2 separate regions of the Homo sapiens genome follow, and region 2 is linked to region 1. Evidence: read pairs that join two places in POLR2A ChIA-PET (ENCODE). Cell type or tissue: OCI-LY7. All regions are shown on one strand. Each heading gives the region's core, and the rest is flanking DNA. Links, peaks and the distances in the headings are about the cores only. Region 1 has its middle 17 kb from the start of ARID1B. Region 2 overlaps ARID1B (AT-rich interaction domain 1B).

The links. ChIA-PET counts read pairs that join two places held together with the same protein. Peaks named below come from ENCODE experiments on the same cell type or tissue, not always from the same donor. Only the 100,000 strongest peaks of a DNase experiment are listed, where the experiment ranks them.
Region 2: POLR2A ChIA-PET joins it to region 1 with 5 read pairs; 2 of 35 experiments call an interaction of 5 or more read pairs at or near these places.

What each region holds. Positions count from the first base shown.
Region 1 is chr6:156,757,697-156,763,079 of GRCh38, reverse strand. No RefSeq gene overlaps it. Among named protein-coding and RNA genes, the nearest start is that of ARID1B, 17 kb to the left of the region's middle. In OCI-LY7, for the core only: no CTCF peak of the experiment used is centred there; a DNase peak (open chromatin) is centred at 2,389; H3K27ac peaks cover 1,053 bases.
Region 2 is chr6:157,192,254-157,197,636 of GRCh38, reverse strand. ARID1B (AT-rich interaction domain 1B) reads right to left here. Exons shown (of 20, transcript NM_001374828.1): 16 at 1,322-1,472. Among named protein-coding and RNA genes, the nearest start is that of TMEM242, 130 kb to the left of the region's middle. In OCI-LY7, for the core only: no CTCF peak of the experiment used is centred there; no DNase peak of the experiment used is centred there.

The sequences.
Region 1 (5,383 bases), core at 157-5,156:
TGCTCCTCCAGTTCTGTGCTGTACCTTCAGCCAAGGCCCAGTCTTCACTTTGTCCAACAGTTTTGCTAACCACATCCTTGTCTTGTTTCTTAGGATTGAGCCCCAGCCACTGAATCCTGCCTACTCTATTCTCCTGAGCCTGGGGCTCTTCTTTGCTTTTGCCACAATGTCTATTTTATCCTTCCACCTCCGTTGGGACTGGGATCTGGTCCTTCAACTCTTGGTTCATTGCTGTCATCTTGTTACCTGCTGAAAACTGTATATGATGCTGCCAGCCTGCCTGGATTGCCAAATATCAGCTCCCTGCTTATTGAACACGCCCTGACGCCTACTGCTTGCATTGACAGTTCACATTAGTCAAGTGCTCGCGGTGTGACAGGGCACAGTGCCATGGGCTCTGCATTTGTGACCTCATATGATCTTCCTAAGGATCCTATGAGGTAGATAATATCTCTGTTTTACAGGTAAGCATACTGGAAAATGTGAAGTAAAAGAATTTGTATCAGGTTGCTGGGTGCGGTGGCTCACGCCTGTAATCCCAGCACTTTGGGAGGCCGAGGCAGGCAGATCACCTGAGGTCAGGAGTTCGAGACCAGCCTGCCCAACGTGGTGAAACCCCGTCTCTACCAAAAAAAAAATACAAAAAATTAGCCGGGCGTGGTGGCGGGCACCTGTAATCCCAGCTACTCAGGAGGCTGAGGCAGGAGAATTGCTTGAACCTGGGAGGCGGAGGTTGTGGTGAGCTGAGATCATGCCACTGTACTCCAGCCTGGGCGACAAGAAACTCCATCCCCCGCCGCCCCCTCCAAAAAAAAAAGAATTTGTGTCAGGTTATACAACCAGTAAAGGGAGAATCTGAGATTGGAGGAGTCTCAAGCTGGTTCCCATTCTGGGGAAGCCCTGCGGCCGCAGTCTACAGGTCCCGGGTGAAGCCTGCGCTGAGGCATCTCTCACCATGGCCTGGGCTGAATTTGGTGCTGTCGTTTTGTCCCCAACTCAATAGATGGGTCCAATTCGAGGGTCACATACTGCCAGGCTGTTCTGTCATAATTGGCTCTTACATTTTTGACTCACACCACAGCATATCTAGGACTACCAATAATTAATAATGGGAAATGCTAGGTATGAAGAACAGATATAAAAATGTATTTATATTTGGTAAAACTTTATTAGATTTTATTCTTCCCTCCCTTCCTTCCTTTCTCACTTCCTCCCTCCCTTCCTTCCTTTTTTCCTTCTTCCTTCCCTCCCTTCCTTCCCCCTTCCCTTCCCTTCCCTTCCCTCCTTCCTTTCTTCCTTCCTCCTTTCTTCTTTCCTTCTGTATAAGAGAAACTTTTGTGTTTTTTTTTTTTTTTTTTTTTTTTTTTGTTGTTGTTGTTTGAGACGGAGTCTCACTTTGTCGCCCAGGCTGGAGTGCAGTGGCACCATCTCGGCTCATTGCAAGCTCCGCCTCCCGGGTTCACGCCATTCTCCTGCCTCAGCCTCCGGAGTAGCTGGGACTACAGGCGCCCGCCACCATGCCCAGCTAATTTTTTGTATTTTTAGTAGAGACGGGGTTTCACCGTATTAGCCGGGATGGTCTGGATCTCCTGACCTGGTGATCCGCCTGCCTCGGCCTCCCAAAGTGCTGGGATTACAGGTGTGAGCCACCACGCCTGGCAAGAGAAACTTTTAAAATGTCTTCTAAGATCTTAGGAAAGTTATATCATCTAGAAAAGAGATGTTCATATTCCACTGAAAGTCCATTGTGAGAAATTTTCTCACACATTTTGCTGTACTGGCAGTCTTGTGTTCTGTATAGAATTTGTTTTAATATAATTTATTGCAAAAGCTTTCTGAAGGAAGCAGGAACCATGAGAAAAATTTTCAAATAATATACTGAGCAAAGTTTGGTGTGACAGTTCTGCAGAATATTTTCTATTTTCCTCTCACTTTAGAATTAAGTATTTTTAAAAATCTTTGACTTAAAGAAAATCAGTACATACATATTGGCAGATCACATAGAGAAAAACTTTTTTTGAGCCTCAATAATTTAGAAGTCATGATTGTTTGAATAAGGACAAGGTAAAGTAAATGTATTAAAGAGTAGAAGAATTAGAAATCACTCAGCACAGACATCCTCATACCCAATACCTCTCGCAAATACACATACACATCCTCACACCCGAGACACATCACACATCACTATATAAGGTGAGAATCCTCAGCTGCTAAACTAACAAAAAAGTTGCACAAGAAAAAACAAATTGGGCCAAGGCCCACAACAACTCTGGGACCCTTGAGAGCCAAATATAAATCCACACTACAGGAGTCAAATTCATAAATACAAAAATTAGCCGGGCATAGTGCATGCACCTGTAGTCCCAGCTACTTGGGAGGCTGAGGCTGAGAATCGCTGGAGCCTGGGAGGCGGAAGTTGTGGTAAGCCGAGGTCATGCCACTGTACTCCAGCCTGGGCAACAGAGCAAGATTCTGTCTCAGAAAAAAAAAAACAAACAAACAAACTGAAAATACAAAAGAGAGGTTAGGAGGCCTGGAGGACAGAATGAGAAGTACAAAATAACTATACTTTTATTGGCATTCCAGAAATACAACTGTAGTGACATTCAAAGAAACAATGGGGGAAGAGTAATACTGTAACAGTTCATGTATTGTATAGCTGCTCCAGACAGAAAACTGAAAATTATGCACAGGGAAATTATTAGAATTAACAAGAGAATTTAGCTGGATAGATGCAAAATAGACATACATTTTTCTGGAAATGAGTATTTTTTCTTCTGAGTTTTTAATTTTATTGGCATAAAGTTGATTAAAGCATTCTCTTAACCTTTTAATTTCTGCTGCATCTGAACTTATGACACTTTTGTCAGTTTAACAATATTTATTTTTGCCTTTTCTTCTTTTGTTTTTTTGAGTAGTCTTACCAGATATCTACTTTTTTAGACTTTTCAAAGAGCAGTATTTTGGATTCCTTGAGCATTTCTATTATTTATGTGTTTCCTATTTAATTGACTTCTGTTTAATTGATCTATTATTTATATGGTGGTTATTTATTTGGTTTCTGCTCTCATCTCTATAGCAGTCTTCATCCTACTTTTTTGTGATTTTTTTTTCTGTTATTCTTTAACACTCAAGTTTGAAAACACAGCTACTTAATTTTCAGCCTTTAAGCATCAAGTCTATAAATTTCTCAAAAAGTACCATTTTTCTACGTCCCTTAGTATAGCTGTGTATATAAGTGAGATGGTAGATAAGAACATACTTATAAAAACAAACAAGAGTAGAATACATAAGGGTACTTAGGACTTAACACTAATACATCACGTCACACACAAAAACCAACTCTATGTGTATTAATGAGCTATATGTGAAATACAACCCTACAGAAACTTTAGAAGTTAGTCTGGGAGAATACTCATCTGAACTTAGGGATGTAAACATTTTCTTAGACAGGAAACAAAAATTGAAATCCACAAAGGAAAAATTGACAAATTGGCCTACATTTAAAATGAAAACATCTATTTATCAAAAGACACTCTAATGAGAATGAAATGACCAGCCACAGACTAGGATGAGATATTTGCTAAATGTGTAATTGTCAAGGGATTAGTCTCCTAAACATGTAAAGAATTCTTACAAATCAATAAAAAAGACATCTATTTTCACCAAAGAGTCAAAATAATTACACAAGTGTTTTATAGATGTACAAAATGTCACTCACTCATTAGCAATCAGGAAAATACAAATTAATTCTGCTATGAAGTACTGTTACACATCCACAAAGTTTGCAAAAATGGAAACCTGACACTACTGTGCGTTGAATGGGATGTGAAGCAAGACAATTTCTCATATATTGTTGATGGAAGTGTAAATTAATTGTCACTCTGGAGACCAATTTTGCTATGTGAAAATGCACATACATACTCTATGACCTAGCAATTCCACTCCTAGGTGTAAACTCTAGAGAAACTGTCCTGTTCCAGGAGGCATTTATGAAAATGCTTAAAGCAGCACTATTCTTTTATTTTTATTTTTACTTTTATGTTTTGGAGACAGAGTCTCACTCTGTTGCCCAGGCTGGAGTGTAGTGGCATGATCTCTGCTCACTGCAACCTCTGCCTTCCGGATTCAAGTGATTCTCCTGCCTTAGTCTCCCGAGTAGGTGGGCTTACAGGTGCATGCCACCACGCCTGGCAAATTTTTGTATTTTTAGTAGAGATGGGGATATTTAGTAGAGACCATGTTGGCCAGGCTGTCTCAAACTCCTGACCTCAAGTGACCTGCCTGCCTTGGCCTCCCAAAGTGCTGGGATTACAGGCATGAGCCACCGCGCCCAGCCCAAGCAGCACTATTCTTACTAATAAAAAAACTAGAAGCAAATCTATGTCCATTGACAACAGAATGAATAAAATATGGGTGACAGAATACTATATAGTAATGAGTATGAATAAATTACACCTGTGTCCATCAATGCACGAGAATCTGAAGAACATAATTTTGAGTGGAGAAAACAAAGAAAAACACAGCTTTAGTCAAATGATATACAGTTTAAAACATGCATAACTATATTTCTTTGTGAAACTACAAGGAAATGATAACTATCGAATTTAGGATTATAATGGTCTCCAGAATGGAAACCAGCGGGTCTAGGGAGGCGGACAAGGAATTCAAAAGCAATGGTGTGGCTTTGGCACTCTTTTCCTACACTTGAGGGCGAGGACATAGGGGTTGTACTATTATTCATTTTTTGTTTTTTCCATTATACTTTATACCTTACATATTTTTAAAATATTGTTTTGTATCTTCTCAGTATTTATTAAAAACAATTAAAAAAATAAAATGCTAAAGAGTGACACTTTTCCAAAATTGAAAAAGGACATAAATCCTCAGATTGTTGAAGTGCCCCCAGGCCCTTGCAGGTTAAATAAAAACAAATTCAAAACTAGACATATGAGAGTGGAACTGCAGAGCACCAAAGACACAGAAAAGACAGGGGGTAAAATAGGCTACCTTCAAAGGAAAACGTTCAATTCTGTACAACAGTGACACACCCCAGAAGTGACATAACAATTCTAGGTGCTGAAAGGAGGGAAAACCCCTGGATAGAATTCTTTTTTTTTTTTTTTTCTGGGACAGAGTCTTGCTGTATCACCAGGCTGGAGTACAGTGGGGCGATCTCTGCTCACTGCAACCTCTGCCTCCTGGGCTCAAGCAATTCTCCTGCCTGAGCCTCCTGAGTAGCTCGGACGACAGGCACACGCCACTATGCCCAGCTAATTTTTGTATTTTTAGTAGAGACAGGGTTTCACCATGTTAGCCAGGATGGACTCAATCTTTTGACCTCATGATCCACCTGCCTCGGCCTCCCAAAGTGCTGGGATTA
Region 2 (5,383 bases), core at 91-5,090, 430 kb before region 1:
TTATGGTTAACTGATTAACGAATATATCACAAGTAAATATTGGCCGTATTATGGCCGGGTTAAGAATTAGAAGAGTAAATTCCTAGGTCCCTAGGAGAAAGCACCGTGTCTCCTTAAACATGGGATGGACTCTCAAGAACAAGGCTCACAGACAATACCATAAAGAAACCTCATTTGGTAAAGCCGTGATTTTTCAACCTTTTTCTCCTTTGTATTACACTGAGGAAGCTTTCCCACTGACCCATCCCTGTGACCCCAGCATGTGGGCTGATGAAAGGTGAGCGGCTCTGGCCCAGCCGGTCCCCGGTAGAACAGCACACGCAGCTTCCGAAGGCCGCGATCCCGAAGTCAGCTCCACCCTGTGGCACACACTGTGGCTCCGGGGAGGGAAAAGCCCTTCTATTATGCCTCTATCTTTTTTCTTTAAAAATCTGAAATATTATATGAAAACCTTGCTTATCATCATGTCTCTTACTAGGAGGTAGAGAACATACCCAACAAGGGGAAGGGGTTTTTGTGACAATGAGTATTGAAGTCAGGGCCCAGGCAAGGGACTTTCTTCACAAAAAGAAGCCTACCCTATGCCATCATCTTAGGAAGCAGTTTTCAGGTTACCTTTCAGAGCCATTTCAATAACTTTTCCTCCTATCTAGTTACAAATCACTCTGCATCATCAGTCCTGCAGCTGAACTTGCCATTTTAACTTGCAAGTTTAACTTGCCATTTTCAGTCATTTCAAGATGACTTCCTTAAGCGAGGCTGCAGTGAGGCCTGTGCTGTGGGTTTTCTAGAGATGTTTATTAAAGAGCAAAGTATTGTCCCTCTGTTTAAAATATTCACAGGGGAAAAGCACTGCCTGGAAGACCTTTCCAGAATGCTGAAAGCCCAGTGTGGCTACCACTGCACAGGCCTTTCCCCCAGACAGAAAGAAGGGAGGGAGGGGAGCGGGTGCTGTGGAGGCCCAGGCATCCAGGAGCTCCAGGCGAGCCATGTCTGGAGTGTGCAGCTGGCAGTCCCTCAGAAGGAAGCTGGGTGCTGGTGCCGGGTGCCAGCGTGACTTGTGGCGGCCCTGGCTCTTGACTTCGGGAAGAAGACTCCTACCAAGGCCAAGGTCCTTCTCCCTGGTCCTGAATAGCCATCTACTGAGGGCAGCCACCTGACACTCACCTGGTGACCAGCAGCCATTGCCTCTTTACTTTCACAGGAAAGGGGACACTGTATATTGTCATCAGTGGCTCAGCTGCCAGGGCTCAGAAATGTGTGTGTGAGGAAAGCACGGTTTCTAGTAAATCATCATATTGTCATCTTAAAAAATACTCACCTTCGGTCGTAACTGGCTCCATAGGGAAACTGCTGGCGCTGCCCCATGCCCAGGTTAGACATTGCTCCGGAGGGACTTTGGTTGTACATGTCCTGCATGCTGCTGTTGGGCATCTGTCCTTGCGTCATAAAGGGCTCGCTGCTTCCAGGCACTGCAATATTTTAAATAAAATGCATACATTTAGGCATTTCTGAAAGTCAAAGGCCCATCCATCCCTTCTAGTCATCTCTATTGTCTTTGGACTTTTTCTTTTTTTTGAGATGGAGTCTCACTCTGTCGCCCAGGCTAATGCAGTGGTGTGATCTTGGCTCACTGCAACCTCTGCCTCCCGGGTTCAGGCGATTCTCCTGCGTCACCCTCCCAAGTAGCTGAGATTACAGGCATCCACCACCACACCTGGCTAATTTTTGTATTTTTAGTAGAGACAGGGTTTCACCATGTAGGTCAGGCTGGTCTTGAACTCCTGACCTCAGGTGATCCATCCACCTCAGCCTTGCAACATGCTGGGATTATAGGCGTGAGCCACTGCGCCTGGCCTGTACTTTTTCTTAATATGATAGACCATAATACTATTGAAAGAGCATAAGTTGTGGAGCCAAGATGTGCTCTGTGGGGGCAGAAATCTAAGATGGCCCCGAAGATCCAGCACCCCCTGCCCGGTGGGCACCTTCCATGAGCCCCTCCCCTTCAGTGTGGGTGGGACCTATGAATACGATGGTATCACTCCCATGATTATGTTATGTATGTTACATGGCAAAAGGGGCTTAACAGATGTGATTATAGTTACTAATCAGCCGATTGTGAGTTTAAACAGAAGGGAGATTGTCCAGGTAGCCCTTTAAGTTTGGATCTAGAGCTTAGAGAGGAAGCAAGTCAGAGATATTTTCCTGCTGGCCTTGAAGAAGCAACTGGCATGCTGTGGAGGGGGATCACGTGTTAGGGAAGGTGGGCAGAAGATAGTCAACAAGAAAACGGGACTGCAGCCTCACAAACACAAGCAAGTGAATTCTGCCAATGACTTAAATAAACTCGGACGAGGACCCTGAGCCTTCAAAGAGCTCACAGTGCTGGCAGACACCTTGATTTTAGCCTGTGGGACCCTGAGCAGAGGCCCAGTCACACTGTGCCAGATTCCTGATCCACAGACACTGGAGGATCATACATTTATGTTGTTTTAAGCTGCTAAGTTTGTGGTAACTTGTTATATAACAACATAGAAAACTAATACAGGCCCAGATCCATTCCTTACTTGGGTAAGTTACCTCTGAGTTTAATTTCATTTCTTTTCAACATTTTTATTATGTTTTTTAGAGAGAGGGTCTCGCTGTATCACCTAGTGATAAGAGGTGCAATGTTGCAACTGCAGTGGTGAAATCGTAGCTTACTGTAGCCTCGAACTCCTGGGCTCAAGTGATCTGCCTGCCTTCCTCAACCTCTTGAGGTGCTAGAATTACAGGCATGAGTCATCACCTGGCCCCTATTTTCTTGTCTATAAAATGAGGCCAGTAATATTATCTCATGAAATGGTTGTAAGGAGGACATAAAATATGTATACAAAGTTAGTTCCCTTCTCCCATAAGAAAAAAGGTGAAAACCTTAACATTCAGCCACTGATTCACTCCAAAATAAGGATTAAAAAAATTATTAAGGAGTTAAGAATAGCTCAAGATGGGATGAAATACAACTATTTCTAACACAGGATGGAGTGACAAGTAGGTAGTACATGCAAATTAGCATCAGCTCAGAGCCTGAAGGAAATTGTGTTCAGTCCAGAAACTAGCCTGAAGGCAAATTAAACATTTTAATATAAATTTTCATCGTTATACAGTATTGCTACCTTTCTCCATCCTATGATAGTTACTTTTATGTTATGTGAAGCAAAAGCTGGTTAAGATTTCATGAGTAGATACATTTTGTTAGGCTGGTAGAGAGGGGCCAATGCCAGCATCAAGTATTTTCCTTTGCAATGTGCTTTCACCTGTTTTATCTATTTGATCTCACATCAACCTGTGGTAGAACCAGTTTTGAAGTTACTTTCTATTTTGTAGATGTGAAAACAGAGATAGAAAGAAATCACGTGACATAATTAAATAGCTTTTCTCTAATACACAAGGAAATTTAAAAAAATCAACAGGAAAAGCAACAATCAAATTAAAAATGGGCAAACACATAAATGAACATTCACAAAAGAAAAACAAATGGTCAATCAACATATGAAAAGATGTGTGAGTTCACTAATAATGGAATGAATCCAAGGTAAACAGTAATGAGGCCTTCCCCCTTCCATCTGATTGGCCAATGTTAAAATGATGGACAATGATCATTCTTAGTAAGGGGGTGAGAACCCGCACACTCTCACATGCTTTTGTTGAGAACATTAAGCTGGTATAAGCTTTGCCAATACCTGCTTTACCTGCTATGGGAGGCTGTGCTTTGGCAACCCCCAAAGAAGTGCATCTCCCAGCATTCGCAGCCTGGGAAACCCCTCCCATGATGCCTTTGGGTTTGGTCATGTGATTAGCATTGCCTAAGAGGGCTCCAGCAAGTGAGATGCAAGCAAAAGTTTTTAACTGCTTGCTCCCGGGACCTGTCCTCTTGGAGTGCTCCCTCTTGAAATCCATCTGCCATGTTATAGGCACCTAAGAAACTACATGGAAAGGCCCCATGGAGGAGGCTGCAGCCAACAGCTCCAGTTGAGGTCCCAGTAGAGCCTGGGGATGACATCAGCCACTTGAGAGACATCAGAGCCCAGCAGAGCTCTCAGCCTGGCTCCCAGATGATGGCGGCCACCTCAATATCCTAGCTGACAACATGACACACAGAGCGAAGAACTACCCAGTCTACCACAGAACTGAGAGATATAATTAAGTGTTACTGTTTTTAAAGCCACTAAGATTTGGGGGTAGTTTGTTATACTGTAAAAGCTGAGATACTCAGTAAACTAAAAAAAAAGTTCATATCCTTTGATTCAACAATTCTACTTCTAGGAATCTATTTCGCAGAAACATTCTTACAATGTGAAAAAACTGTACTTCAACAATCACTGCTTCATTGTTTATAATAGAAAAGATTATGGAACAACTCACCCATTACTAGAGCATTAGGGTGTATCTATTCAATTAAAAAAAGTAGAGCTATGTGTACAGATAATAATATAAATTCGATATATACTATTCTGTTAAACATATAAAATGATGTTCATTTATATGTAATCAATCAATGCCTCAATCAGTGAAGTAAGGAAGTAAGAAGGCAGGGAAGGCAGGCCGGTGAACAGGCAGGGCCAGGCCCCTCAGGGCTACTGAGGGCTAATATTAGATCAGACTCTGACCATGCTACTTGTACTACAGGTTAACACCACCAGCAGCAGCAACAGCGACAAAGAGTATGTTTTCCACTGAAGTTAGTCATTAAATAAAAAATCAGAGCACCATTAAGTTTACTGACAGAGTAAGGCAAACTGAAGAATGGAAAACTATACACAACAGGATTAAGACTCTTAGAAAATGTGTTTCCCGTGGATTTTCTGTTTATCTGCTTTAATTTGGTACTGAATACATCAATACCGTAAGGCAGCAGGTGAACTGAAATACACTAGGGATTGTACTTGCCACCGGGGATCATTTACATGGTTGATGAAAACAACATTACAGACAGTCACCAAAGTAGGATGGCTCAACCTTATGATGGTGTGAAAGCGACAGGCATTCAGTATGCTCCTCAATTTAAGATGGGGTTATGTCCGGATCAACTCATTGTCAATCAAAAATATCGTAAGTGAAAGTGTGTTTTCAACTTACCAATATTTTCAATTTAGGATGGGTTTCTTCTGATGTAACCCCACTGTAAGGTGAGAAGTATCTGCATATATCTACCTAGGGCCTAGCAAGGTGATCCCAGAATCATTCCACCCCCACAAATTTATTTTTGTAATAAGAAATTCTAGGCATGAGGACACGAGGGAAATACACCTATAGTTGTCTAATGTGGTGTATCGGTGGGATATGGGAATGGTTTGCAATACATTTTGAGGCCAAATTCTAAATACTACTAATTATTTTT